2 separate regions of the Homo sapiens genome follow, and region 2 is linked to region 1. Evidence: read pairs that join two places in POLR2A ChIA-PET (ENCODE). Cell type or tissue: GM12878. All regions are shown on one strand. Each heading gives the region's core, and the rest is flanking DNA. Links, peaks and the distances in the headings are about the cores only.

Evidence for each region. Peaks named below come from ENCODE experiments on the same cell type or tissue, not always from the same donor. Only the 100,000 strongest peaks of a DNase experiment are listed, where the experiment ranks them.
Region 2: POLR2A ChIA-PET joins it to region 1 with 6 read pairs; 5 of 35 experiments call an interaction of 5 or more read pairs at or near these places.

The regions. Positions count from the first base shown.
Region 1 is chr15:74,795,555-74,798,359 of GRCh38, forward strand. It overlaps CSK (C-terminal Src kinase), which reads left to right. Exons shown (of 13, transcript NM_004383.3): 2 at 2,679-2,758. The coding sequence starts at 2,744. Among named protein-coding and RNA genes, the nearest start is that of MIR4513, 8.2 kb to the left of the region's middle. RefSeq lists enhancers at 2,558-2,607, 2,573-2,805, 2,801-2,805. In GM12878, for the core only: no CTCF peak of the experiment used is centred there; no DNase peak of the experiment used is centred there; H3K27ac peaks cover 503 bases.
Region 2 is chr15:74,737,780-74,740,584 of GRCh38, forward strand. No RefSeq gene overlaps it. Among named protein-coding and RNA genes, the nearest start is that of CYP1A2, 9.7 kb to the right of the region's middle. In GM12878, for the core only: no CTCF peak of the experiment used is centred there; no DNase peak of the experiment used is centred there.

The DNA of each region.
Region 1 (2,805 bases), core at 193-2,692:
GTTCCAGCCCCTCTGCTTCCTGAGACAGGTCCAAGGGGGCTCTGGGCTGGGATTACAAAGTATGTGTGTGCAGACGGGTGGGTTGCTGCTCTCAGGGAATGGGGTTGGCTAGGGTAGCTTTTTTGGGGAGTCAACTTTATTGAAGTAAATATACGGTTGACCCTTGAACAACACAGGGGTTGAGGGCATCAACCTCCTCCCTGCAGTCAAAAAATCATATATTAACTTTTGACTCCTCAAAAACTTAACTACTAATAGCCTATTGTTGTCAGAAAGCCTTGTAGATAAAGTTGATTGACACTCATTTTGTTTGTTATATATATTATATACTGTATTCTTACAATAAAGTAAGCTAGTGAAAATAAAATAAGAAAATCATATGGCCGGGTGCAGTGGCTCACACCTGTAATCTCAGCACATTGGGAGGCTGGGGCAGGCGGATCACTTGAGGCCAGGAGTTCAAGACCAGCATGGCCAATATGGTGAAACCCTGTATCTACTAAAAATACAAAAATTGGTCTGCTGTGTTGGCGCACGCCTATGATCCCAGCTACTCAGGTGGTCAAGGCATGAGAATCACTTGAACCTGGGAGGCGGAGGTAGTTGCAGTAAGCCGTGAGTCACCCCACCACTGCGTTCCAGCCTGGGCGACAGAGTCTTGCTGTCTCAAAAAAAAAAAGAAAGAAAATCATAAGGAAGAGGAAATATATCTACTATTCTTTAAGTCGAAGGGGATCATTATGAAGGTCTTCATCCTTCACATTGAGTAGGCTGAGGAGGAAGAGGAAGAGTTGGTCTTGCCGTCACAGAGGTGGCAGAGGTGGAGGCGGAGGAGGTGGAAAGGAAGGCAGAAAAGGCAGGCACACTCAGTGTAACTTACTGAAAAACATCCAGCCACGTGTGGTGGCGCATGCCTGTGGTAATCGCTACTTAGGAGGCTGAGGCAGGAGGATTGGCTGAACCCAGGGGTTTGAGGCTGCTGTGAGCTATGATCACGTCACTGCACTCCTGCCTGGGCAACAGAGTGAGACCCTTTCTCAAAAAAAAAAAAAAAAGAAAAGAAAAAGAAAAAATCCATGTGTAACTGGACCTGCGCAGTTCAGACCCGAGTTGTTCAAGTGTGCACTATACACCAAAAAGTGTGCCGATCGCAATGGTACAGCTCAGTGAATTGTCACAGAGTGGACCCACTTCATGATTGGGCTCAGACAGTCTGAAAACCAACCCCAGAGGTCCCCTTGCATTCCTTCCAGTCTCCCTGTCCCAAGAGCAGCTATCCTGACAGCATGGATTAGTTTGGCCAGATTTTGAACTTTATTCAAATGGAATTACATAATATGTACTTTCCTGTGTCTGGCTTCTTGGTTAACATTTTATTTATTTATTTATTTATTCATTCATTTAGAGGCAGGGTCTCACTCTGTCGCCCAGGCTGGAGTGCAGTGGTGTGACCTTGGCTCACTGTAGCCTTGACCTCCCCAGGCTCAAGCGATCCTCCCACCTCAGCCTCCTGAGTAGCTGGGAGTACAAGCACGCAGTACCACCCCCGGCTAATTTTTGTATCTTTAGTAGAGACCGGGTTTCGCCATGTTGCCGAGACTGGTCTTGAACTCCTCCTGGGTTTAAGCCATCTGTCTGCCTCAGCTTCCCAAAGTGCTGAGATTACAGGTGTGAGCCACTGTGCCTAGCCATCATTATGTTTTGAAATTTATCGGGATTGGCCAGGCACGGTGACTGGCACCTGTAATCCCAGCATTTTGGGAGGCCGAGGTGGGTGGATCACCTGAGGTCAGGAGTTCGAGACCAGCCTGGCCAACATGGTGAAACCCCATCTCTACTGAAAATACAAAAATTAGCTGGTTGTGGTGGTGCATGCCTGTAATCCCAGCTACTCAGGAGGTGGAGGTTGCAATGAGCCGAGATTGTGCTACTGCACTCCAGCCTGGGTGACAGAGCCAGACTCCATCTCAAAAAAAGAAAAGAAAAGAAATTCATCAGTGTTATTTAATGGTTGGAGTTTGTGTTGGAGTTTATTTAATGGTTGGTGTTTACTGCTGTACGTAGTCCCTTTTGTGAATATGCCACTGTTTATCCATTTTCCTCTGGATCGGCATCTGGGCAGCTCCCAGTTTGAGGTTTATTACAAAGCATGCCACTTGTAGCCCTCCTGTGCCTGTCTAGGCAGACACATGTCCTGTGTCCTCTCGGTGTGTACCTAGAAGTGGGGTTGGTATATGTTTAGAGATGCTACCTGGGCGGGATTTTGCAGGTGAAGGACCCAAGGACCCACAGAGCATAAGGGACTTTCTCAGATCACATAGCCCCTTCTCAGAGCTGCTCCGGGGCCCCTTTCCCCACAGAACAGTAGCTGGAACCAGGCCTGGGGCTGACGGTCAGGTGTCCATTGTCCCACTAGCCCCCTTTGCTCCTTTCTATCAGTCCTGGAAGGCCCCCTGTGGCCTTAGGGTTGGTGGCTCCCTCTGCCCCTGGGGGTCCTCAGCCCTCATGCTCCTCTACCCAGTACCGTCAGCCTGCCAGGACTGGAGAGAATGGCCCATGTGTCAAATCCCAGCGCAGGACACTCTTGGCACCTGTTCATGCCCAGTGAGGAGCCAGATCTCAGCAGTTGGGGGGCATTTCTTCACACCCCTCCTCAGTCTTCATGCTCTTCCCCACAGCTCTAATGGTACCAAGTGACAGGTTGGCTTTACTGTGACTCGGGGACGCCAGAGCTCCTGAGAAGATGTCAGCAATACAGGTACCACAGGGGTGAGGGTCTGGGACATGCAAGCATTCCCACCAGCC
Region 2 (2,805 bases), core at 244-2,743, 58 kb before region 1:
GGATCATGAGGTCAGGAGATAGAGACCATCCTGGCTAACACGGTGAAACCCCGTCTCTACTAAAAATACAGAATATTAGCCGGGCATGGTGGCGGGCACCTGTAGTCCCAGCTACTCAGGAGGCTGAGGCAGAAGAATGGCGTGAACCCGGGAGGCGGAGCTTGCAGTGAGCCGAGACCACACCACTGCACTCCAGCCTGGGCGACAGAGCGAGACTCCGTCTCAAAAAAAAAAAAAAAAAACCAATGAGATCCTGTCATTTGCAGCAACACGGATGGAACTGGAGGTCATTATGTTGAGTCAAATAAGCCAGGCACGGGGAGACAAACTTCACATGTTCTCACTTATTTGAGAGCTGAAAATTAAAACAGTTGAACTCATGGAGATAGGAGAATGATGGTTACTAGAGGCTGGGAAGGGTAGTGGGAGCAGGGAGGGAGTAGGGATGATTAATGGGTACAAAATATAGTTAGAAAGAATGAATAAGATCTAGTATTTGATGGCACAACAAGATGGCTACAGTCAATGTATTAGTCCGTTTTCACTGTTGATAAAGACATAGCCGAGACTGGGCAATTTACAAAAGAAAGAGGTTTAATGGACTTACAGTTCCGCGTGGGTGGGGAGGCCTCACAATCATGGCAGAAGATGAAAGGCACATCTCACATGGTGGCAGACAAGAGAAGACAGCTTGTGCAGGGAAATTCCCCTTTTTAAAACCACCAGATCTCATGAGACTTATTCACTATCACGAGAACAGCACAGGAAACACCTGCCCCCATGATTCAATTACCTCCCACTGGGTCCCTCCCACAGCATGTGGGAATTCAAGATGAGATTTAAGTGGGGACACAGCCAAACCATATTAGTCAATGAAAATTTATTGTACATTATTAAATAACTGAAAGAATAGATGTCTGTAACACAAAGGAAGGATAAATGTTTGAGATGATGGATACCTCATTTAACCCGATGTGGTTATTACACATTGTATGCCTGTATCAAAATATTTAATGTGCCCCATAAACATATACACCTACTATGTACCCACAAAAATTAAAAATTAAAATTAGGCTGGACACGGTGGCTCACGCCTGTAATCCCAGCACTTTGGGAGGCCCAGGTGGGGTTATCACTTGAGGTCAGGAGGTCAAGACCAGCCTGGCCAACATAGTGAAACCTTGTCTCTACTAAAAAGACAAAAGTTAACCAGGAGTGGTGGCATGCACCTGTAATCCCAGCTACTTGGGAAGCTGAGACATGAGAGTCACTTGAACCCAGGAGGCAGAGGTTACAGTGAGCCAAGATCGTACTACTGCACTCCAGCCTGGGTGACAGTGAGACTTCATCTTCAAAAAATAATAATAATAATAGGCTGGGTGCTATTGCTCACGCCTGTAGTCCCAGCACTTTGGGAGGCTGAGGCGGGCAGATCACGAGGTCAGGAGATCAAGACCATCCTGGCTAACACAGTGAAACCCTGTCTCTACTAAAAATACAAAAAAATTAGCCGGGCATGGTGGCAGGCATCTGTAGTCCCAGCTACTTGGGAGGCTGAGGCAGGAGAATGGCATGAACCCAGGAGGCAGAGCTTGCAGTGAGCCGAGATCGCGCCACTGCACTCCAGCCTGGGCGACAGAGTGAGACTCCATCTCAAAAATAATAATAATAATAATAATAAAATAAATTAAATTAAATAATTGCAAGGTGTGGGGAGTTTTTCTGAAAGGGGGATAAGTGGCAAGAGATACACTCTAGTCTCTCTGGCCTTTGTCAGGTGTGGATGATGTGATGGCCAGAGCTACCGCAGCCATCTTGTGACCACAAGGGAGCCAGCGTGGGGGGAAGCTGCATTCAAAGATTAGCAGTGCAAAAATGCAGAAAGATCCTGCATTTTTCAGGATCCTGGTAATAAACAGAGGATCCACTCAAACTGGATTATTAGAAGAATTCAATAAGGGGGCTATTTACAAAAGTGCAGGCAGAGCATAGAGAAACTAACCCAGGATAGTGTAGTACCAATGGACTAGTAACGGAGGGGAGCCCTCACCACCTTGGGCCTGAAGGAGCAAGGGGCAGGAACCCAGAGAGACACTATAAGGAGAGGAGAGCTGCCTAGCAGGTGTCTTCACAGACAGGGTCTGGAGGGGAACAACCCCAAACTCATTCTTCTCCTACCCGCCCATCTTATGCCAGTGCCTTCCATTGGCTGAACCCAACAAGAAGCCAGTGGGCGGGGAGCCCATGGACAATATGCAGAGGTCATCCTCCCAGAACACAGAGACTCGCAGAGTGATCTAGAGGACAAAGGATTTTCAGCACTACCCGGGCCTGCAATTATCTTTTTCATCTGTTTGCCTGCATATTGGCGGTCTCCTCCCTGAAGGCAGGAACTGCCTTACTGCTGTAAGTTTCCTCCTAGAACAGCGGATGGCTGCACAACTTACGCTCAAAGAATATGGTTGAGCACCCACTATGCAGCAGGCACTGTACTAGAAATCAAATGAAGCCGGGTGTGGTGGCTCACGACTATGATCCCAGCAATTTGGGAGGCTTAGGCAGGAGGATTGCTTGAGCCCAGGAGTTTAAGACTAGCCTGGGCAACATGATGAGACCCTGGATCTACAAGAATTTTTTAAAATTAGCCAGGCATGGTGGTGTGTGCCTGTGGTCCCAGCTATGCAAGAGACTGAAGGGGAGGATTGCTTGAGCCCGGGAGGTCGAGGCTGCAGTGAGCCATGATGGTGCCACTATACGCCAGCCTGGGCAACAGAGCAAGACTCTCCAAAAAAAAAAAATCAAATG